Linked DNA regions of Homo sapiens: all the other regions are linked to region 1. Evidence: chromatin contacts called from ENCODE Hi-C or POLR2A ChIA-PET data. All regions are on one chromosome and are shown on one strand. The core of a region is the stretch at or near the end of the contact, and the rest is flanking DNA. Distances in the headings are between cores, read along the strand shown. Region 1 holds the start of INSIG1 (insulin induced gene 1). Region 2 holds the start of ZNF775 (zinc finger protein 775). Region 3 holds the start of FASTK (Fas activated serine/threonine kinase). Region 4 holds the start of ABCF2-H2BK1 (ABCF2-H2BK1 readthrough). Region 5 holds the start of SMARCD3 (SWI/SNF related BAF chromatin remodeling complex subunit D3). Region 6 holds the start of NUB1 (negative regulator of ubiquitin like proteins 1). Region 7 holds the start of RHEB (Ras homolog, mTORC1 binding).

The links. Hi-C counts contacts between places; a loop is a spot of excess contacts on that map. ChIA-PET counts read pairs that join two places held with the same protein, here RNA polymerase II (POLR2A). Pooled maps may share reads with other maps.
Region 2: a loop to region 1 is called in a map of ascending aorta, with 9 times the contacts of the local background. The contact joins the promoter of ZNF775 here to the promoter of INSIG1 in region 1. A Hi-C loop is called at or near these places in 1 of 168 maps with a recorded cell type or tissue (ascending aorta), 1 of 37 single-sample maps with no recorded cell type and 10 of 50 pooled maps. POLR2A ChIA-PET finds 5 or more read pairs at or near these places in 1 of 52 experiments (activated T-cell).
Region 3: a map of ascending aorta shows a loop between it and region 1 (5-fold over the local background). The contact joins the promoter of FASTK here to the promoter of INSIG1 in region 1. A Hi-C loop is called at or near these places in 1 of 168 maps with a recorded cell type or tissue (ascending aorta), 3 of 37 single-sample maps with no recorded cell type and 9 of 50 pooled maps.
Region 4: a loop to region 1 is called in a map with no recorded cell type, with 18 times the contacts of the local background. The contact joins the promoter of ABCF2-H2BK1 here to the promoter of INSIG1 in region 1. A Hi-C loop is called at or near these places in 4 of 37 single-sample maps with no recorded cell type and 10 of 50 pooled maps.
Region 5: a map of gastrocnemius medialis shows a loop between it and region 1 (10-fold over the local background). The contact joins the promoter of SMARCD3 here to the promoter of INSIG1 in region 1. A Hi-C loop is called at or near these places in 1 of 168 maps with a recorded cell type or tissue (gastrocnemius medialis), 2 of 37 single-sample maps with no recorded cell type and 9 of 50 pooled maps.
Region 6: a loop to region 1 is called in a map with no recorded cell type, with 11 times the contacts of the local background. The contact joins the promoter of NUB1 here to the promoter of INSIG1 in region 1. A Hi-C loop is called at or near these places in 5 of 37 single-sample maps with no recorded cell type and 13 of 50 pooled maps.
Region 7: a loop to region 1 is called in a pooled map, with 13 times the contacts of the local background. The contact joins the promoter of RHEB here to the promoter of INSIG1 in region 1. A Hi-C loop is called at or near these places in 2 of 37 single-sample maps with no recorded cell type and 11 of 50 pooled maps. POLR2A ChIA-PET finds 5 or more read pairs at or near these places in 1 of 52 experiments (B cell).

What each region holds. Positions count from the first base shown.
Region 1 is chr7:155,296,628-155,299,657 of GRCh38, reverse strand. INSIG1 (insulin induced gene 1) reads right to left here and starts at 1,780. Exons shown (of 6, transcript NM_005542.6): 1 at 1,699-1,780; 2 at 961-1,399. The coding sequence starts at 1,372. INSIG1-DT (INSIG1 divergent transcript) reads left to right here and starts at 678. Exons shown (of 2, transcript NR_183448.1): 1 at 678-1,507. RefSeq lists enhancers at 255-324, 2,735-2,784 and a silencer at 1,445-2,274.
Region 2 is chr7:150,377,922-150,380,951 of GRCh38, reverse strand. It overlaps ZNF775 (zinc finger protein 775), which reads right to left and starts at 1,622. Exons shown (of 3, transcript NM_173680.4): 1 at 1,560-1,622. ZNF775-AS1 (ZNF775 antisense RNA 1) reads left to right here. Exons shown (of 2, transcript NR_183445.1): 2 at 764-1,107. RefSeq lists enhancers at 404-463, 2,474-2,633 and a silencer at 1,254-2,063.
Region 3 is chr7:151,079,178-151,082,207 of GRCh38, reverse strand. FASTK (Fas activated serine/threonine kinase) reads left to right here and starts at 1,399. Exons shown (of 10, transcript NM_006712.5): 1 at 1,399-1,523; 2 at 2,286-2,708. The coding sequence starts at 1,442. It overlaps TMUB1 (transmembrane and ubiquitin like domain containing 1), which reads left to right. Exons shown (of 3, transcript NM_001136044.2): 2 at 1-33; 3 at 308-1,123. The coding sequence ends at 659. RefSeq lists enhancers at 92-386, 1,104-2,079, 2,080-3,030 and a silencer at 985-1,664.
Region 4 is chr7:151,225,712-151,228,741 of GRCh38, reverse strand. It overlaps ABCF2-H2BK1 (ABCF2-H2BK1 readthrough), which reads left to right and starts at 1,537. Exons shown (of 17, transcript NR_160983.1): 1 at 1,537-1,579; 2 at 2,242-2,437. ABCF2 (ATP binding cassette subfamily F member 2) reads left to right here and starts at 1,537. Exons shown (of 15, transcript NM_007189.3): 1 at 1,537-1,579; 2 at 2,242-2,437. The coding sequence starts at 2,284. RefSeq lists enhancers at 1,361-1,440, 1,551-1,600 and a silencer at 1,701-1,760.
Region 5 is chr7:151,247,109-151,250,138 of GRCh38, reverse strand. It overlaps SMARCD3 (SWI/SNF related BAF chromatin remodeling complex subunit D3), which reads left to right and starts at 1,445. Exons shown (of 13, transcript NM_001003801.2): 1 at 1,445-1,654. The coding sequence starts at 1,577. RefSeq lists silencers at 785-874, 2,922-3,030.
Region 6 is chr7:151,340,204-151,343,233 of GRCh38, reverse strand. It overlaps NUB1 (negative regulator of ubiquitin like proteins 1), which reads right to left and starts at 1,422. Exons shown (of 15, transcript NM_001243351.2): 1 at 1,388-1,422. RefSeq lists silencers at 1,153-1,332, 1,503-1,702 and enhancers at 1,300-1,801, 2,871-2,960.
Region 7 is chr7:151,518,290-151,521,319 of GRCh38, reverse strand. RHEB (Ras homolog, mTORC1 binding) reads left to right here and starts at 1,425. Exons shown (of 8, transcript NM_005614.4): 1 at 1,425-1,860. The coding sequence starts at 1,809. RefSeq lists silencers at 975-1,024, 1,065-1,414, 1,585-1,744, 1,915-2,034, 1,745-2,174 and 1 more.

The DNA of each region.
Region 1 (3,030 bases), core at 531-3,030:
CCTGCACTGCACTGGAGTCACTGACATACTGGTTTGTTTTCCCCACCAGACTCTAAGCTGCTTAAGGATAGGGGCTTGTGGTGCTCACTTTTGGATTAACATTTCAACAGCTTATAGAGTTGAGGTTGCAGAAAGCACCCGACAAGCTCGTTAAATAAACAAATGCTGTGTGACTACAGGAGCAGTAAGTGATCTGCTGAGCCAAGATCAACTCAACATTTCTATAAAAGCGGTTCAATGATAGCCAAGAAAGTCTAGTACACACACCCAGCAGTCCCCGTGTCCACAGTTCAGACTGACTCAGTGTTACGTTGTACAGCATCTATGCTACTGCTTGGGTGTACGAAAATCTAAACGCCGTAAGGGGGTTACTCTTTTCCTTAAGAACGTAATCTACAGAGCTCTAACAGTTCAGGGTGTAGGCGGTTTGGCTTCAGACCACAGTTTACTCAGCGACCCGGCAAAAGGAAGTGCTGAGAAGTTGCTCCCCTGGCAACCGCCTCCTGAACCCATGTGACGGGTTTGTTTTCAGTTATCCAGCAGGGTAGCATGTTTGCTGCCGCGACCAATGGCCTTTCAGTCCCGCTGCTCACCAGTTCCCCAGGCGGCCAATCCGGGGCGGCTGGCGCGGGATGACAGCTGGGGCTGTACCCGGACGCCAGGAGGGAAGGGCCCTCAGTCAGCTTGGCACAGCACCTGCTTGAACAGCCAATTATCTCCCTGCCTCATCTCCATCACTGTGCTTCCTCAAACTTCAGAGAGCTGTGGCCCGAACCCGCCCTCGGGGGTGCCAGGTCCTCTCTACCCCTCCTTCATTTCTCTAAATCCCAAGACTGGAGATGCACACTTTCAATCTGTGGATAGTTCCAGTTTCAAATGCATGTTTCTTATAGGCTGAAAAGTACTTTCAACCGAAAAGACACCCTTTTTACTTCCAGAAGAACCAGGAGGGGTACTCACCAGCTGCTGTCCCGCAGCAGGGAGGGACCCACCAGGCGGAGGAAAAGATGGTGGCGATCACCTCCTCGGGGAAGAGAGTGACATTCCTCTGGATCTGCAGCAGGTTGAGCACCAGGGCTAGGACCACCCCAACCGAGAAGAGCACGAGGCTCCTCTGCAACAGGCGATGATGCCAGGTGTTGGGGTAGGGGCTGCCGGGCTCGGGGCCGCTCATCGCAGCACTGCGGCCCCTGGGCGCGGGGTCAGCGTCCGGGGCACCGTGGGCCGCCAGCAGGGAGGGCCCGGACACGGAAACGTTGATCATCTCCCCAACCTTGGCCGCCAGCCCCGCGGCGCTGGCTCGCGGGGGGCCTCGGCGCCTCGCGCTGTGCGCACAGGAGCAGCTCCAGAAGTGGTCGTGCAATCTGGGCATCGGTCACACGCGTCCAAGAGGCGCTTCCTGGAAGAAGGGGGTCATCAAGTTCACTCAGAAGAGACAAAGAGCGAGGAAGGCCCCGCGGGACGCGAACCCCGGCACCCGGGCCAGGCGGCAGCGCCGCCCCCCAAGGTTAGACCCCCGTGCGCCCGCCCGGGGCCAGCGGCGGACGGGACCCGCGCTCACAGCGAGCAGCATCCCCGGCCCCAGCGGGACCCGCGTCCCAAAGACCCAACAGGGCCCGCGCCCGCCTACCTCCGGGGAGGACCGGCTGCTGCGCGACCAAAGCCCGCCCGCGACCCCTATCCCAGCCGGCCGCGTACCTGGCCGAGAGGCGCCCGCCCGCCGGCTCTCCGAACGGAGGCGGGGCGGGGGAAAGGAGGAGTCACGGCCCGGGACGGCCGCAGCGCCTGGCGGGCGCGCGGGTTTATATGGCGGGCCGCGGGGCCCGCATCACGTGAGCCTGCCCGGCCTACCCACCGCCCGCGCGCACCGCCCAGGGGCGTGGCCTGAGCTTGCCCCGCCCCGCCCGCGAGCCCGTCCGCACGCGGTCTGGTGAGGCGGCCGCAACCAATGGGAGGCCGGCGGCCCATATGACGTGCGCACACGCCACCGCCGGCCCGCGCGCACTCGGGCGGGAGCCTCGGCACGGACTGCGGGGCGCGTGGCGGCTGCGGGGCACGCGGGCCCGAGCGGGACTGGCCGGCTGCGAGTGGGCGGCCGCGGAGCTGGGGCCTGGGAGGGGACGGTCCTGCCGGGAGGAGGCGGAGGCAGGACAGGGTGGGGTTGCGGGCCCGGCGCCGCCCCTCCCGGCTCCTGGCTCCCCTCGCCTGGTGTCCCGCGCCTGGCCGGGAGGCGGCGGGTCTCGATCGCGCGGGCCTCCCTGGAGGGGCGCGGGCTCTGGCGGCGGGGAGGCCCCTGCTCAGCGCAATGGCGGGCTTGCATCCTTGGGTGATTTTTTCGGGCCCCTTGTGGCCTTTGCTCACGCCTAGAGAGCAAACCACCCGCACCACCCAGGAGCAGATAAAATCGAGACCACAGCCTCCAAGGGAGCGCGCCTCCATCCTGTTTGCCCCTCGGGTCGCCGTCTGAGGGCGGGCCCGTGCCCGCTCAGAGCCTACATCCGAGTCGTATAAAGCGCTGACAGCAGAGAAAGCTGCGGCTTTGCTCCGTGCAGATGAGCAGGGGCTGAGGGAGGACGCTGTGCTCTCAGTAGCCGCGCTTGGCCCGGGGACCCTGCAGGCTTAGAAACGTGAGTCACGCCTGCAGCGTGGCGAGGAAACGCCGTTGATGTGGCATCCTCAGCCTGGGGTTGTGGCTTTAAGCCAGAAGGTCAAAAAAAGAAGTCTTCCTGAGCTGAGACTGCCCTGAGTCGCTTTAGGGGCGAAATTCCGAGCATCCGGTTGCATTTCCTGAGGATGACACGCGTGGTGGGTGTGGACGGCCTACAGGGGTCCATCCTCAGCGGCCCCTCTGCAGGGCAGTCTCGCTCTCACTCTCCCAGCTGACTCCTCTCAAGCCTGTTAACCATTGTACACGTTCCCAAGGACTCCAAGCAGGTTGGACTTCAGGGAACATTGCAGTTTGGGTCTTGGCCATTGTTTACACTCCACCTTGCATAAGTGCTTGAGGATCACACAACCAGATACGTAGAT
Region 2 (3,030 bases), core at 373-2,872, 4.9 Mb after region 1:
GACCCCTTCAGGCACCTGCTGTGCCCTCCAATCATGAAAATAAAGGAAAATCTTGAGTTCTTTCCAGGGAAATTCCAGGCACCTAGCTGGTCCTGAGAAGTAAATGTGCAACCTGATAAGAAGGTAATCGTAGCTAAAATAATAGCAAGGAAGTCAGACCACACGAAACGTGTGGTTGCCTAAAGAAACTAAAGGTAACATCTTAGCATATGTCCTTGAGTTGTTTTTCAGAAACCCAGACCCCCACCAAATGGACTTGCTGGCACGCACACCTCGGATAAGAGGGAACTGAGAACTCAACTCTGCTCATCTTTCCCCATTGCACCCCGACACGCCCCATCCTCTCGTGGCTCTTGAACTCACCGTGTCCTCGCACCCTGTGACCAACCTTGGAAGGCCCTTGCTCAGTTCTCCCCTTCCCAGCCCAGATTAGGGATCGCTTTGACCAGGAAGCCTTTTTGGACACACCAGGCACAGCCAGGAATCCCTTCTCTGTTTAACCTGTGCACCTAGGACCATCTACATGGAATCATCATTGTCATCAATTTGTTAGTCTGCACAAGACTACATGCATCTTAACACAGGGTCCTTCTCTCTCCCCTGCACCCAGTACAGGCTCCACACACAGTAATCCATTAATAAAAACTGTCATAAGGGAACACTTAAATAAAAGAAATTTCAGTACAAAACAGATTTGAAGCACGGAAGCATGAACCTTCAAGCTGAAAGGAGACAACTGCCATCTAATCTCTTCATTTTACAGATGAACATGGGAACAGTTAGCTGTGAAGCCTTGGGCTGTCGTCCGCCTCCAACCCCTGGGGCTCTGACCACACCCAGCCCCAGCTCAGATCATCTTGCTCAAAGGGCCGAAGGAGGACCCATCTCCACACCTTCCACATGTAGATATCCTCAACGTTCTTCACAGAGGGGATGCCCGCACCCCGCCCCACCGAGTTCGCGGCTGCTGTGCCCATCTTCCTAGAGAGGAGTTCTCCGCCACACCCGACACCACACACTTCCAACTTCTGCGGTGCTTCCCTCTCACTTATCTCCACCCCCAATCCTTATCCCCGCTCGTTTAATCACACATTTATTGGTCACCTACTATGTGTCTGTCACTCTGCAGCGAGCATTGGGGTTCCTGCCCCCAGAAACTGATCTATCAGGGAGGCGAACAGGGACGGGGAACTCGGAACAACGGGACAGCCCAGGAGAGACCGCCCGCGGGCGACCCCTCTACTCGCCACCGCGTCCTCCCTCCATTCTCACTAGCCTCCCTCCTAACCTCGCTGCCCTGGCCTGGCGCCCTCCCCACCCTCGGCCGCGCCCCTTTCCCCTCGGCTGTGTCGGGGCAGAGGGAACGCTTGAGACCCGGGGCTCGGGGGGCGCGCGGGGCTCGGGGCACCCCAGGCCCCCGCCCCATCCCTCCGCCCCAGCCCGGGCCGGGCGGAGGCAGCACGGGAGGAGCGGGGCCGGGCGCTGGTCCATCCCTCGCACCGCCCCTCCCCGCCCAAAATGCAGAGGGACTCGGAGGGAGGCGACGGGGAAATAAATACCTTTGACTTTGTGGCTAAGGTTAACGGGAACTGCCACCCCGAGGGCGACTTGGGCACCGGGCTCCCGGCCCTGGCCATTCCCGGGGCAGGCGGGGCGGGCACGGGTGCCTGATTGGCTGGCGGGCCTGGCCATCCCCGGGGCCGCCCAGCCACTCCATTGGCTGCGCCGCTCAGATGACCCGCCCGGCCCTATCGGAGCAGCCCGCGGGGCGGCTCCTTTGTTCTCTGGAGCCAATAGCCGAGGGGGGAGGGCTGACCTCGCCCCCGGCGGGCGCGCAAGGCCCGGGCGCCGTGAGCGCGCTAGCCGCCGGCCGCGGGGAGGAGACCTTGGGAGGTCGGGCCCCAGATGGCCGGCGGCGTCCTGGCACCCCTGCCAGGCCTGGACTCCGCGTGCGACCCCGTTGTAACGCCTGAACTCAGCGCACGTTCGCCGAGCGCCACAGCGCGCCGGACGCTGTTTCTCCCTGCTGGGGACCCATCAGGGCCCGGACAGAAACCCCGGCTGAGGCTGTGGCTGCCCTCAAGCCGCGATAGCCCCACCGTGGGGTGTGATAACTTTTAGGGTTCACTACGAGGGACCTTAGAAATCATTATACCCGACCCCTTCGTTTTCTGTTTCAGGGAGGTGGTCTCGCTCAGACCCCAGTGGCGCGATCATGGCTCAGTGCAACCTCGAACCCGTGGCTCAACCGAACCTCCCAACCTGCTAACTTTTTAAATATTTTGTAGAGATGGGGGTCTCGCCATGTTGCCCAGGCTGGTCTCGAACTCTTGAGCTTAAGTGACCCTGCGGCCTCGGCCTCCCAAAGTGCTGGGATTACAAACCCGCGCCCGGCCTAATCCCTTTGTTTTCTAGCTGAGGAACGGCTCTGAGGTTACGTTACTAGGTCGGGTTACTAGGTAGGGTTCCCGTGAGCGGAATCATCTCCGCCCAGTTGCCACCCCGGTCCAGACTGCCAGACCTTCAGGAAGGAGTATCTTCGCAACTCCCCACCCCATTGTAAGGAAATTCCTCACACTTCTCCCTCAAAGGGGGCGCAGCTGGGTCAACTCCCACTGGCAGGATGCTCTCCGGAGCTGCTAGAAGCTGCCTCTGGGGCATGAGGTAGATACAGACAGAAGCTGGGCCTCTGAGACTCTACAAACGGTTGCTGTTGGGCAGGCGGACCTTATTTTCTTCAGTCAACAGCTGATTAAACATTTGCCACAGGCCCGGCTGCGGTTTAGCCTCAGTAGCACAGCAGGAACTGGGGACTGAGATTCGATTTTGTCACTAACTTCATGTGTACTTTTTATAAAAGATACTTTTCTGTTTCTGGACTTTGACTTATTCGTCTATAAAATAGGGTTAATAATTTTCTAGTTGCCTGCATACCTTACTGAGTTTTTACCGTTAATTTGGTTATATTATCTATAGAAGGATTTGTAAAATACAAAATCATACACACCCTATAAAGAGGCCACACATCAC
Region 3 (3,030 bases), core at 150-2,649, 4.2 Mb after region 1:
CTGGCCCCACGACACCATTGGCTCCTTGAAAAGGTAAGTAGGTCAAGAGGCAGGAGCAATGCTAAAGACAGGGGTTGGGAGAGTGGTCGCAGAAGGCCCCCAGAGACACCTAAGACCCAGCCCTCCTTTATACTGGAGGCGCTGAGCGCCCCAGATCACAACTGTACTTGTTCCCCTGGCAGACGGCCCCTCCCAGGCCAGGGCCGGTGTGTTGTGGAGGGCAGGGGGAGGGTGGGAGTGCTGTTCCGGGGCCAGGGACTAGGATTGCCTGAGGCCTGCTCTCTTACCCAGGTCCCTCTCTCCTCAGGACCCAGTTTCCCGGCCGGGAACAGCAGGTGCGACTCATCTACCAAGGGCAGCTGCTAGGCGACGACACCCAGACCCTGGGCAGCCTTCACCTCCCTCCCAACTGCGTTCTCCACTGCCACGTGTCCACGAGAGTCGGTCCCCCAAATCCCCCCTGCCCGCCGGGGTCCGAGCCCGGCCCCTCCGGGCTGGAAATCGGCAGCCTGCTGCTGCCCCTGCTGCTCCTGCTGTTGCTGCTGCTCTGGTACTGCCAGATCCAGTACCGGCCCTTCTTTCCCCTGACCGCCACTCTGGGCCTGGCCGGCTTCACCCTGCTCCTCAGTCTCCTGGCCTTTGCCATGTACCGCCCGTAGTGCCTCCGCGGGCGCTTGGCAGCGTCGCCGGCCCCTCCGGACCTTGCTCCCCGCGCCGCGGCGGGAGCTGCTGCCTGCCCAGGCCCGCCTCTCCGGCCTGCCTCTTCCCGCCGCCCTGGAGCCCAGCCCTGCGCCGCAGAGGACTCCCGGGACTGGCGGAGGCCCCGCCCTGCGACCGCCGGGGCTCGGGGCCACCTCCCGGGGCTGCTGACCCTCAGCCCGCACTGGGAGTGGGCTCCTCGGGGTCGGGCATCTGCTGTCGCTGCCTCGGCCCCGGGCAGAGCCGGGCCGCCCCGGGGGCCCGTCTTAGTGTTCTGCCGGAGGACCCAGCCGCCTCCAATCCCTGACAGCTCCTTGGGCTGAGTTGGGGACGCCAGGTCGGTGGGAGGCTGGTGAAGGGGAGCGGGGAGGGGCAGAGGAGTTCCCCGGAACCCGTGCAGATTAAAGTAACTGTGAAGTTTTCACTCTTGCAGTGTGTCTGAGTGTGTGCGGGCTGGCGGGCGGGGAGTCCTCGCCCCTTGGGAGAGAAGGGCACGGACTGCGCCTGGGGTCTGGCCCTCCGCCTTCCCTTCTCCCCAGCGTTCTGCTCTGGCTTTGGCGCCGGCCTCCGTGGCCCCGCCCTCGGCGCCGGGCGCGCACTTCCCGCGGGCGGGGCTCGCGGCTCCCTGGCTCGCAGTGCCTGCCGGGAGCCACGTCTCCGAAGACCGATAGCTGCTTCGGGATTGGCGTCCGGGCGGCTATCTAGGGGCTGCTGGGAAGATGGCGGACTCGGTGGCTAGCCGATGAGGAGGCCGCGGGGGGAACCCGGCCCCCGGGCCCCGAGACCGACTGAGGGAGCGACCTGCGCAGGGCCCGGGGAGTCATGTAGGGGTGGCGCCTGCGGGGAGGGCTGCGGGAGGGCAGCGGGAGCTGGTGTTAGCGGCAGCGGCCACGGTCTCCTGGCGTCCCTGGGCCGGGGTGGGTGTTGGGGCCCCCGACTTCGCCGACTCCGCGCCATCGCAAAGCGGTGCACTCGGGCTCCACGCGCGCCCTGCGAGGTGGGCGCTGCGTTTTCATTTCACGGGTGAGGAGACTTAGAGAGACGAAGCCACTTGTCCAAGGTCACGCCGCTGGTGAGTGGGAGCGCCCAGCATGGAACCCAGCACCGTCCAGCCGCGGAGCCCGCGTTCCACCCTCTGTGCCGCCGCCGCCTCCTGTGGGAGAGGGAGGTGGTCGGGAGAGTGCACGCCGGTGCCGCCTGGGCTCCAGACTGGGCGCGACCACTAACCCGGTTAATGACCTCGGGCTTAACTTAACCCCTTCGCTGCTCTGGGCCTGCGTTTCTCCACCGGTGAAATGAGGTAATGCCAGCCCTGCCTACTCTTCATGGGCGTGTAAGGAGCATCAGAGATGGTGCATGTGGAATTGCTTTGCAAGTAGTGCTGCGCTGAGCGCACTGAGGATTATGATTGCTGTTTCAAAGGCGTGGAAGGAGGCAGAGGGGCGGGGTGGGGAAGAGGCCCAGAGCAGTCACAAAGGCTTGCTCTGACCACAGGCCCCCTAAATGAGGAGTGAGGTAAGCAGTAGGTAGCAGGTCTTTCTCCCCTTTGGAGAAAACCTCACCCCCTTTTTTGGGCTGCCCCTCAGGGTCTCCATCACCCAACTCCATGCTTCGAGTCCTGCTCTCTGCTCAGACCTCCCCTGCTCGGCTGTCTGGCCTGCTGCTGATCCCTCCAGTACAGCCCTGCTGTTTGGGGCCCAGCAAATGGGGGGACCGGCCTGTTGGAGGAGGCCCCAGTGCAGGTCCTGTGCAAGGACTGCAGCGGCTTCTGGAACAGGCGAAGAGCCCTGGGGAGCTGCTGCGCTGGCTGGGCCAGAACCCCAGCAAGGTGCGCGCCCACCACTACTCGGTGGCGCTTCGTCGTCTGGGCCAGCTCTTGGGGTCTCGGCCACGGCCCCCTCCTGTGGAGCAGGTCACACTGCAGGACTTGAGTCAGCTCATCATCCGAAACTGCCCCTCCTTTGACATTCACACCATCCACGTGTGTCTGCACCTTGCAGTCTTACTTGGTGAGGAGGGGCTTGAGGTGGGCGCCTGGGGGGCTAGGTGTTAATGAAGAATAGGGAGAACAGTAGAGGACCACGGACAGAGACCCAGCCTCTCAGGCGTTTGCCCAGGAACGCTTGCTCCTGCTCCCGTCCTATGTCTGCGGCAGACATCATGAGTCGAACGCACTCCTTCCGGCCTCGCTAGGGTGCCACCCCAGATTCCTGCTAATAGAGTGCCCTAGGAAGCCACCATAATTTGTCACAATTGGTATGAGATGAAAGCCTATTTGCCATCTTTGTATGTACTCCCTACAAACCGTTTCGATACCTCATAGCCACATGA
Region 4 (3,030 bases), core at 288-2,787, 4.1 Mb after region 1:
ACGAAAGTCACTTCGTTTAGGGCACTTAATTTCATGGTGTCAAGGTCTGTTTTTTTTGTTTTTTGTTTTTTTAGAGACAGGGTCTAGTTTTGTCACCCAGTCTGGAGTGCAGTGGTTTGATTATAGCTCACTGCAGCCTTGAACTCCTGGGCTGAAATGATCCTCCCACTACGGCCTTCCAAAGTGCTTGGATTACAGGTGTGAGCCACCACACCCGGCTTGTTTACTTTTCACATGTTCCTTCTTTATTATGAGCTCCCTGAGGTCAGGGAGTGACTTTGCACCATTGCAACTCCAGCACATATATCTGAGCCTGACAGATAGTAGGCACTTCGTTGGTGGAGGATATTCTAGGAAAATGTATGTTCAAAGGCATGCAGGTGTAAAATAGCACGCTTAATCTCCGAACTATTTAAGTAGGTAAGTTCTACTGAAGTATGAGTTTGAGAAGAAAAACTAATTCTCATTGTTTGAGTCACGGACTGTGGGCGAAAAGGTGCCACATTTGGAGAATATGCTCAAAGGGAGCAATAGCTTCCTTTGCTGCCCCAAACGTCACTGATGGTGAGGCTTCTGCTGCACAGGAGCCTGGAGAAGTAACAAAGATCACAAAGGGCCTGCCTTGTACTTGAGGCTAAACATTTGGAGTTTACAATGTAGGTAATGTGAAGTCCTTGAGAGATTGTATTTATTTTTAAACCATCCAGCCCAAAATGTCATGTGAGAGATTTTAAACAGTGAGACTCAAAGGGAAAGTAACGGGCCCGGTAGCATGGCTAACTAATAATAAAACAAATCTCAGCCAAGGGGCCTTTTTATCTCGGGGCCCTTTCCACCAAACTTGCATGGCTTCAGTGGAAACCTAACAATGCGGCAGCGGGGAGGCTAAGCGGCCGAGGTTCCAAAACAACGTCTGGCACCTTCTAAAAGTTTAACAATGAACCAGCCTCTAAAATTAAGGTTTAATGAAACCAAGGCGCTTTCTTTCGTGAAGGAATTCCGTTGGCAACATCTTTGCAGCGATGCCCCGCTTTCTGGAACCCCTCCCTGCCCAGCGCCCCCTTCATTTTAGTCCTCCCCTCACGCTCCCACCTCTCCTCTCCCATTGTTTCGATCTACTCCCGCTGAGGCAAGCTGGGAAGTGTAGTTGCACGCCCTGCTGCCTGAGTCGGTTAGGTAGCTCTAAAAACTCGTAACTCCACAACAGCTCAATGGATTTTCGAGAGGTGGGGTAAAGCCTGAAGGCTCAGCCGGTTTATCCAACGAGCAATCTGGGATTTGCAGTTTCCAGCGCCCGAAGTGCGCCCGCTAGCAGAGAGCTCTTGGACTCTAATCCCGCCCCCTCCCCGAGCCTCGCGCATCCTGATGGCGTCACGCGGCCCCGCGAGGTCTGTGGGATACATAGTAGTCCTCAAGGCGGGTCTCACTCTTGGCCGCTGCAACTTGAGGACTACACTTCCAAGGAGGCAGCGCGGCGCGCCGAGAACCACCCGAGGCCGTGATTGGCTGGTGAGCCGGCCGCACGCGGAGGATCCTAAGGAGCAGCTCTGTTGCGACATAGGCCGAGCAGCGAGGCCCAGTGAGTTAGGGGAAGGGGAGCTGTAGGGAGAGGGTCCCCGCCGGTGAGGGGGAAAGAGAATTAGAAGAGGAAGCAGGGACGGGGTTTGGATGGAGGGCTCTGCGAGGGGGAAGATAGGGCTAAGGGAGAGAAGCTGACGGGCGGGGTGGGGGAGGACCCGGGGGTGACGAGCGTGGAGACTCGGAGGGGACTCACGCGGGCGAGGACGAGTGCGTCCCGGCAAGAGGCTGGGCTCGACGGCCGGGTGATGTGGAGAGGGACGATCGAGAAGAGGCCCGAGACGGACGGGAGGAGGAAGCCCGGAAAGTGAGGCGGCTAGCTGAGTGCGGAGCGCCAAGTTGTAGGGAAACCGGAGACGGAGACCTCCGCTGAGGGGCAGAACCTGGTCCCCAGCCGGAGGCCCTGAAAGAAGGAGCGTTTCCAAAGTGAGGCAGTCCGTGGGGGACTGGTGCCTGTGGGAAGAGATGTTAAGATTAGAAGAGCCGCTGAGAATCGGCATTGGTTTGGGATACCCTGACCAAGTTGGAACAGACGAGGCGGGGGCAGGCCAGGGCATCAGAGGCTTGATGTTGATACGAAGATTCCTGAGAGGGATGGAGCAGGGCCCAGGCATTCTTACTAGTAAGTTTAGGGTTTGGGGGTATCTGTTTGCCTTCCTTCAGGCTCCCTGAAACAACAGTAACCTACCCCTGTGGGTCATCATCATGCCCTCCGACCTGGCCAAGAAGAAGGCAGCCAAAAAGAAGGAGGCTGCCAAAGCTCGACAGCGGCCCAGAAAAGGACATGAAGAAAATGGAGATGTTGTCACAGAACCACAGGTGGCAGAGAAGAATGAGGCCAATGGCAGAGAGACCACAGGTGAATTGAGGGAGGGGTGAGTTGGGGATGGTTGCTAAGACTTAATGCATGCCCCAGCCAGAGTTGGAATCTTGATGCTGGGGGTAGTGGAGAATGTATCTGGTGTCATGCAACTTTTCATGATGAATCAAATCAGTAGAGTTGGAATTCGTGCCACCCTGTCATTGCGCAAGGAAGCCGAAGACGAGGTTCTCACATACTCAGTGGCAAGCGGATGTGAGAGTTGCTGAGCTGCCTTGCTGCTCTATTAGATTGTGAGGAGGGGATCAGTTCCCTGCCCCTTTCTCAGTTTCCATTTCTATGCATGGTGACCAATGTGCCAGGTTCTTTGCTACATTATACAATAAGCTTGTCCTCTCACTGGTGTAGTGGCTCTACCTACAAGAGAGTAACTTATGAGTTGATTTATGGGGTTTTTCCTGGGAGAGAGCTCCCTTTCTGTTATTTATATTTTGGGAAATATTTATTATTTCTCAAGTGCTAGACATGGTGCTATACACTGAGGCACTACCGTCTTCCCTCCAAAAACTTACCGTCTAGACTGGGAAACATGGCCATATGCGGTAAAGACTATTCCAGGCCCTTGGCAGTCC
Region 5 (3,030 bases), core at 196-2,695, 4.0 Mb after region 1:
GAAAGGACCCCCTGGGCAAAGGCATTCTGAAGGGTTTAGGGTCAGTACCCTTCAGTCTTCAGGGCCCAACTTCAAGTAAGTGTTTCAACAAACTCCCCTAGGCACTAGGCTATGGTCCTGCCCTCACCTGGATTCTCACAGTGAGGCCCCAGCAGACCCCCAAACTTGACCCAAGGGCCTTGTTCCAAAGCCCACGGCTCCTCCCCAAGAAGGAGAAAAAAGGGGCGTGGCCTTTGGGGACCTGGGTAGGCCCAGGACTCCCTGCCTGGGTATGTCAGGATTTGCCCCTCCTCCTTCCGGTCCCTCCTCCACTCCAGGGACTGCCAACTCCTTCCACACGCCCCTTCTGGGGCTCCCTTGCCACCCCACGCCACACCCCAGCCTCAAGACCCCTCTCTTTGGGGTCTTGAGGCCGGCCCAATATACCCACTATACCCAGCCCAGCTGCCCCAACTCCTCTGGGTCCCCTAACCCCACTCCACCCCCACCCCAAGGAAACCAAGCCCAGCTTGCCTCGTTCTCTCCACGCACCCACCCGAGCACCCCCCTGGCGCTGCGCCATTCCCCACATTCATTCTCTTCCTGTTCTCATGAGCACAATCCCTGTCCCTCTTTCTGAAATACTTCCCCTATTGCCCTCACTTTCTCACAGAGCGGCAAACAAAGACTCACATACCCAGAAATAGCCTCTCACAGAGCTGAAAGGCACAGGCCATGTCCTGCCACACACGCAGGCGCGCGCGCACGGAGGCTGTCGTGGAGGGAGGCACACATACAGGGCGTCTGTCTGCACGCACATAAGCTGCCACGCCACAAAAGGGCGCGGACACACACGGCGTGTGAGACAAGGGCACACACAGCAGTGGACGCAGGGCCACGCCGCCGCCCGGGCACACCCACCGCCGCCGGCCCCGGGCAGGCGCGAGGCCTCGCGGGCCGGGCTCCCCCGGTTCCTGCCAGCGAATGTTTCCCTGCTCGGCCTGCCAGGTCTCTGGGGAAAGGGCCTCAGAAATGCAGCAGGAGCCGCTGGGGGAAAAGTTGGAACTGACTGTTCCCTGCCTGGCGCGGCCGGCGAATTCCCTGACGGAGAAACTATTTGTGGCGAGAGCCGGTGGCCGGCGACCCCCCGCCGCCTCCCCTGGCGTCCCCTCCCCGCGCCGCCTCCCGCGGGCCTCGGCGGCTTCGGGCTGCAGCACTGCTGCCCAGCGCCCGCGGCCGGGCTGGTCGGCGCGCCTCGCCGCTTATCTGCGCTGTTTGGACAGCGGGCTTGGAAAGGCAGGCGGCCCCGTCCCCGCCGAGTCAACAGGCAGACCCCGGGCCGCCGGACTATTTCTGTCTTATCAGTGCAGGAATGCGGCAGCCGCGGCGGCGGCGGCGGCGGCGGGCGGGCGGCGGCGGCGTGGGCCGTGGGCCGTCAGGGCAGCCCTGAAGGGGCCCCCTCCCCACTCCGCTCGAGTAGAAGTGTGAGAGAGCCCAGCAGGACTCAGAGGGGAGAGTTGGAGGAAAAAAAAAGGCAGAAAAGGGAAAGAAAGAGGAAGAGAGAGAGAGAGTGAGAGGAGCCGCTGAGCCCACCCCGATGGCCGCGGACGAAGTTGCCGGAGGGGCGCGCAAAGCCACGAAAAGCAAACTTTTTGAGTTTCTGGTCCATGGGGTGGTGAGTGGGGGAAAGTTAGCGGGGGAGGGCAAGCGAGCTGGCTCGGGCTGAATGGAGGGCTGATCGGGAGGGGCCGGGAGGGCGCTCCCGCTCTCCCACCCCTCTAGTGGGGGGCGTCATGGCCCACGGCCCGGCCGCGGGACTGTGCTGGCGCCCTGGCACCCGAACACGTCGCCAGGCGGCCGGCCGGGTCTGACGCGAGGCGGGGAAGGGAGGCGTTTGCATGGCTCTTGTCAGGGGCGGGGGTGGGACTTGGGGACTCTACCCCCCAAGTAGGGGGTCCTCGCTGTAGCCGACAGGTTGACTTTCGTTCTTTTCCTTGTGGGCCCAGGTGTTGCCCCTGCCCTGGGGGTGGGGGTGGGGGATGGGGACATGGCAGAGGCTGGGCTGGGCTGTCTGTTCATCCGTTGGGACAGTGTCACTGCTTGTGTCTCCGGAGCAAGGAGCAGGTGACCCTGGAGGCACTGTAGCGGGAAGCTCGCAGGCTGAGCCACCTCTGCATCCCAGCGGGAGGGCTCTGGAGCTTCTGCCTTAGGGTGGGGGAGAGGACCGCTCTAGGGACTTAGCCCAAGTTAGGGGCTCTGAGGGTCTCCTTGGCGGACTCAGCCACCAGAAGCTGATGTCCTTAACTCCTCGAACATGTGAAGGAAGGGGCTGGAGTTGGGGACATGAGGCCTAGAGACCGAAGGGACAGGGGAGCACTGTCCTGCCACAGGCAGGCTGTGAAGGCACGTGGGAGCCCGGGAGGCTGGAGCTGAGTCAGTAGGGCCCGGCTGGGAGGGGTATGGAGGGGTGGGGAATGGGAGAAGCAGGGGCTGCGACTCTTGGGATGGGTGAGGGAGTGGAGGCCCTGTGTAGAGGAAGCTGTCGGGTTTACTATGGCCAAATTTGGTTGTGACCCCAAGGAAGACACCCTCTCAGTAAGGCCAGAGTCCCTAGGATTTTGGCCTTTCATGGGGATGGGGCTGGTGGCGGGCACAGCTCTCTGGGGGCTCTGAAAGCCTCCCTCTCAGGGCCTCTTCAGCAGATGGGCCAGTATCCCTGGCCTTGATAACTGGGGAGAGCAGCTGACAGGAAGAGGGGGACTCCCTGGAGTGGCCTGTCCTCCAGCCCCAGGGACCCCTGGGGGTAACTTCCCAAGGTGTCCATGTCAGCTAGCTGAGTTACCAGTCCTAACCTGGCTGCTGGTGGGAGCCCCTTTAAAAAGGCCCATCTAGTGGGGAGAGGCTGTACACGTGGACTGTTTTTTTAATCTGGTCAACTTACAGCTTCAGTTCTTGAGTGGCTGTGAGCCCCAGTGCCCCACCTAGCTGGTGGCCAGGCCTGGGCTCCATTCTGGGCTGCTACCCTGGAGGCCTGAGTGACAGGGTCAGGTG
Region 6 (3,030 bases), core at 173-2,672, 4.0 Mb after region 1:
CCCATGGGAGAATCCTCCATTTTTCAAGCACTGACAAACGGCTTATCACAGCAAAGCATATTAGTACTTAGAGCGTTAGCTTTTCAAACACAAATAACTTTAAAAACTACTTTACATACTACTCATGAATCTTCAGAAATTCTGAATAAAATATCACAGCAACCCTACTGTCTCCCCACTGGGGGACAGTAATTTCACAGGCTGGTTACTGGAGCCAAGCAATTTGAAAGGCTGATGCGGTACTCAGAGATGCCATCCAAGGCCGGGCGCGGTGGCTCACACCTGTAATCCCAGCACTTGGGAGGCCGAGGCCAGTGGATCACCTGAGGTCAGGAGTTCAAGACCAGCCTGGTCAACATGGTGAAACCCCGTCTCTACTAAAAAAATAAACAAATAAAAAATTTTTAAAAAGATGCCATCCAAGCCACCACTTGACAGAAGGACGAAGGAGTGTTACAAACCCAGTGCGTGTCAGACACTCCAGGGAGCAAACAAGAGCTCCAGGGTTACACCGAATAAGATTTAATGTTAAAAAAAAATTAAACCACTGTCTTGAAACTTAAGGAACTTCAGTTATAGACAACAGAGTAAGTGGCGACATATTTTAAGTCAAGTTTAATAAGTCAGTTTTTAATTTTAACTGAAATGAGAACTGAAAAAGTTTCATGCATGCCATACAATGTTTCACATTGTAACTAAGAAAAGACGAAACTCATTAATATCACTCCGTGGTCCAAGCAGAAAGTGAAACGTTATAACGATCCTTTAAAAATTTCACTTTCACTTTTGTAATGAATCGATCATTGCTACATTTAGCCACACCTTTTCAAGTATACATTATATATAGTTGAAACACAACTATATCTAGTCAAGACACATTCATTTTTTCTTAGGAAAATGAAAGATTCTTGATTAAAAATAAAAGGGAAGGAGGTGAGAATGATAGAATCAGGTCGTCAAGGTTCGAGAAAATCAAGTGTCTTGTCATTAAATAGCAAAGAAAATCTGGCTTTGATTGCAAATAAATCCCAAATGGTATACTCGGAGTGTTACGATTCAAGTATAGCATTTGGCTAATTTTTTATAGACATATTTATTCCTTTCTCTCCCCAAACCGATACACTCAATATTTTCTTTTAAATACCCCACACCTCTGCCTAACTCAGGGCAAACCAAAGGGCCCCGAACGGCCAGCGCGTCCCGAAGCCCGGCCCACCGCTCCCGGCCCCGGCCCCGGCCCCGGCCCAGCTCCACGCATGGCTGCTCACCCCCGCCCCGCGGCCGCTCCACCCCTGGCCAGGAGAGGTGCCCAGTCGGACCGGGAACCGGGGCGCCAAGCAGTGCTGCTGAGGCTGGGGTCGAGGACACTCGGCCGCCGTGTCCTCACCTGCGCCACGCCACTCCCGCCGCGACCAGCAGAGTGCCCGGATGCGGCAGCGGCCGCCGTTTGTTTTCATTCCGGGTGAGGCCAGCCCCGCCCCCGCCGCCGCTGTCGCCTTCGCGCCGCCGCCGCCGCCGCCGCTTGGAAAGAGGGTTGTGGGCGGGGCCAAGGCGAAGCCAGCTGTGGGCGGGGATACGGTTGTGTGGGCGTGGTTACCGCGGGGCGGAGCCGCGACGGGGCGGAGCTAAGCGGAGGCGGGGCTGGGCGAGGATGTGGCCGTGTGGGGCGAGGACCTGGGAGTTGGTGTCCAACGCCACCCCAGGCTCAGTCTTCCAGGACTTCCCGCCCGGGCTCAGTTTGCCAGCCATCAAGAGGAAATGGATCCTGGCTTTGTTTCTCCAGAATCCTTGAAAGAGGCTGGGGGAAGGGTCGGGACCGTCCCAACCCGCATCTCATTCCTCAGCCTAGGCTGGACCCCTTCCCTAAACCAGCGGCTTTTCACCCCGCCCTCCACAAGCCCACCAGGGGCTTCCCTGGGGTGAAATTAGGCTGCTTCCCGGGAATTTCCTCCCCCATGCTGTCCACGGCCACTAGGGACCACAAGGCCTAGGGAGCTCTGCCTACTTCCAAGGTCCTATTCCCAAGGCTGTGCTCAACAGTGACGCTTCTATTTTATTATCAGTTATTGCTGTTAATCTCTTACTGTGCCTAATAAATTAAACTTTATCGTAGGTATGTACGTATGTATAGGAAAAATGAAGTGTGTGTATATATATAGTATATATATATGTGTGTGTATGTAAAATGGGGTGCAGTACTATCCGAGGTTTCAGGCATCCACTGTGGGTCTTGGGACACACCACCTGTGTGTGGACGAGAGGGGACTCCTGTAACCTTGCAGTGACCAATCCGTTTTTCGTTCCCTGTTGCTGCTTTCTTTAGCCCTTTTCTACCTATAAAGCCCACCTCCTCTGCCCAGCTCGTTGGAGCACCGTTTCTAAATTTTCAGAGAAGATGCCATCCTGATTCATGAATCAATAAAAACCAATAGATCTTTAATCTAAATTTGTGGTAATTTTGACTTCTGACAAAGGGATATTAATAACTGTATAACCGCACCAGACCAATCTGATTCGCCTTTTATATACCCAAGTTGTGAGTTGTTTTTCAGTTGCATGGACTCCCAGATGGAAGGTTTCGCACGTAACCTGAGGATGCCCAGGTGAACCAAGCATGCAACCAGGGGCGGAACCTGAGTGCTCAGATCAAAGCAGGGACTGAATTAAGAAATGGGCACTGCATGGTGAGATCCAGAATGCAATCAGATCAAGCCCTGGTGTCACCCCATGGCAGGGTCCAGTCAGATGAGCATCCCAGCATCACCTCATCGCAAAATCTAATCCGATCATGCGTCATTACCCTATGCTTATAAAACCCAACCCAGCCCCAAGCTCAAGGAGACAGAGCTGAGGGTTTCCTCATGTCTCCTTGACAGTCAACTCACAATAAAGCCTTTCTTTTCTCAAAAGCCCGTGCCATGGTGTTGGCTTCTAGCACATCAGGAAAAAGCCCGTTGATTGCTCAGTAGCAATTGCAGCAAGGTAGAAGGACAACAGAAACTGTTCTGACATTTTTTTCTGAGGGCTTTC
Region 7 (3,030 bases), core at 176-2,675, 3.8 Mb after region 1:
TTTTTAAAAAAAGGTAAAACTAAACTGATTTTATAATGCAAGGAATTTAGTAGCATCTGTTCAAAAACACCGTGGTGAGGGTATCCGAATCCACAGGATAAAAACGACACATTTTACAGGAGAGTGCATTTTAAGACCTTTATTTTAAAATACTTAAAATAACTATAGCGTAAACCTCAACATTTCATGGAAACATAGAACTTCCAGACATTGATCACTTCTGGCTGGCTGCCTGGGGCTTCCATCTGTAGATCCCCGAGGACAAGAATGCACACCCCAGCCCCTCATCGGAGTGCTTCCGTGGGAAAGCTGGAGGGAGTCGCTCTTGGGTTGGGTGTTCCAAGTCGACTCCAGTCACCTCTAAACCTTCCTACGCTGGAATACAAGGCCTGCCACTCAGCTTCCCCTGGCTTCATTCCTCCCCACCGATCACTGGCAAAGGGCGAAGGGCCATGCCCGGCCTCTGCAGGTCCCCACTGCCAAACAGCCTGGGCAGAATAGGGGCGGGTTCCCCGGCGCGGCGGAGTCTCTGCTAACTCGGCAAGTGCCAAGCCCTCCAGCAGCCACCACGCCGGGCCTGCCTGCAGGCTGGTCCCTCAACGGCACCTGCGTTCCCGGCCGGGCTTCCCTTCCCGCGCCCCTCTGCACTGCACCCCTGGGAAGGCTGTGCCCACACCACGGTCTCCGCCCGTCCACACCGCGGCCCGAGGCGTTCCTGGCACCCGGCTCGGGCCTGCCCGCCGCACCAGCCGCCCCGGTGCTGGCGGAGAACCGGCTTCCCGCCCCGGCGCTGTTCCAGGAGGTGCGCCGAGCTCCGCGCGAAGCGAAGCGGACACCAGAACTGACGAGGCTCGCCCTGTTTTTAATGAAATTCCTAACACTTTGAATTAACGCAGACTCCATGCTTCCCACAGTCCTTCGGCCGTCGGTGACGCTTAGTCACCACTACATCCTCAAACCCAGACACGAACGCTAACGCAGCTCAAGGAGAATTTTCAAAAAACCCCGAGGGAGGAGCCAGCCCACCCGCCCAGGCCACGCGCCTCGCGCCCTTCACGGGCTCAGCGGGCGCGAACCCGCCAACCGCTTAGCGTTTCGCCAATCACCGCACCTCCCACCTATTGCCCCGCCCTGCGCTCCGTTCTGGCCAATCACCAGGGAGCCACCGTTTGTCTCTCCGCCTCTCCCGCCCGCCCCTAACCGGTTGGAAGTTTGAAGCCTTCAAACCTAGCCGGCGCCCAACAGCGCGGTAGCAGCGAGGTGTATTTTTAGCTCCCGGGCGGGCAGCCCCGCCCCCCCCTCCCCGCCTCCTTGTTTCCCCCAATGGGAGATGGAGTTTCCGACACGTCATCGCGCGGCTGTGCAGGAGCTGTCCAATCGGCGCTCGGGGAGAATGGCGTAATTAAAAAGCGGCGGAAGAAGGTGGGAGGGTCATGACGCAGCGAGTTTCAGTCGTGACTTTTCTGGGGGCATCGCGGCGTCCCCTTTTTTTGCCTTTAAAGTAAAACGTCGCCCCGACGCACCCCCCGCGTATTTCGGGGGGCGGAGGCGGCGGGCCACGGCGCGAAGAGGGGCGGTGCTGACGCCGGCCGGTCACGTGGGCGTGTTGTGGGGGGGAGGGGCGCCGCCGCGCGGTCGGTTCCGGGCGGTTGGGAGCGCGCGAGCTAGCGAGCGAGAGGCAGCCGCGCCCGCCGCCGCCCCTGCTCTGTATGCCGCTCTCTCCCGGCGCGGCCGCCGCCGATCACAGCAGCAGGAGCCACCGCCGCCGCGGTTGATGTGGTTGGGCCGGGGCTGAGGAGGCCGCCAAGATGCCGCAGTCCAAGTCCCGGAAGATCGCGATCCTGGGCTACCGGTCTGTGGGTGAGTGGCCGGTGGCCGCGCGGCCTCCTCGCGCCGCCGGGGCCTCGCCTGGGAGCCGGGTCGCGGCCGGGCCTGCGAAGTTTGGAGCCGGCGCGGCCATGTGGCGGGGCGGGCGGGGGCCGCGCGTTTCGTAACCACCATTCTGAGCGGAGGTGGTGGCGGTCGGGGCGGCGTCCGCGCCGGTGGAGGAGCCGCGGTAGCTGGGCGCCCTCCGCGGGCCGGGCGGGCAGGTGGCGGCCGGGCGGAGGGCGTGGGAGGCGCGGGGCGGGGGCCGTCGGCCGCCGAGGAGTCCGGGTCTCGTCTGGGGAAGTGAGGCGGCGCCGGGGAGCCGCGCTAGAGGCTGCCGCGAGGGAGTCACACCTGCCTCCCCGCCTTCGCCGCGGGCGCGCGTGACCGGGGCTGGCGGTCTCCCCCACCCCGCCCCCGATGTAAGGAAAAGAAAGTCCGTGGGATTTTAACAAAGGAAGCAGCGCCTCGGCTTCATTCCATCTGTGGTGAAGTTTACCCTTGTAAAGAAAACTAGGGATTTAGAGGACGTTTGGGCACTGAACGCAAGTTTTCTGCATAGGAAACCTAGGCGATCCCCCAAAAGAGGTCCCTCTGGAGGCCCTCGAGATGCTGCTGGCGGCCTGGGTAGGAAGACAGAGAAAAAGGAATGTCTGATCTCTCGGTGCCCTATTTTTGTTCGGGAAGGAATAAGGTCAGGTACTTGCAACCAGGCTGTTGAAGTAATTCCAAAGTCTTTTTGTTTTCTTTTTCTTCCCCCAAAAGGTTGACATACATTTGAAACAGTTCCTAGCAGTCGCCTTATTGCTGAATAAGGTGGCTTAGGGTCGGGTTGGGGGGCGGACGGGGTGTTACAGAACGAGCGGTTTTCTGGCCTGTGTGAAACCAGAGCGATTGAACTTAGACACGCTTCAGGGTGAGGCTGTATTGTCTCCCGACATCCGGAAGCCTGGAGAAATTAGTTCATCTTTTCGGGCTGTTTTGAAGTAACTGTCTATAGAAGGCGTGCACCGGGCCACAGTTGAGGGGATGGGGAGGTGAAAGCGAGGGTTCCGAGGCTCCCGTGATTGCGGAACGGGGTGACTATCTGTCATGGGAAGCTTGTACCTGCCTGCCGCTCACTGGATGCACTCCCCAACTGCGCTTTCCACCGCCTGTGCCAGG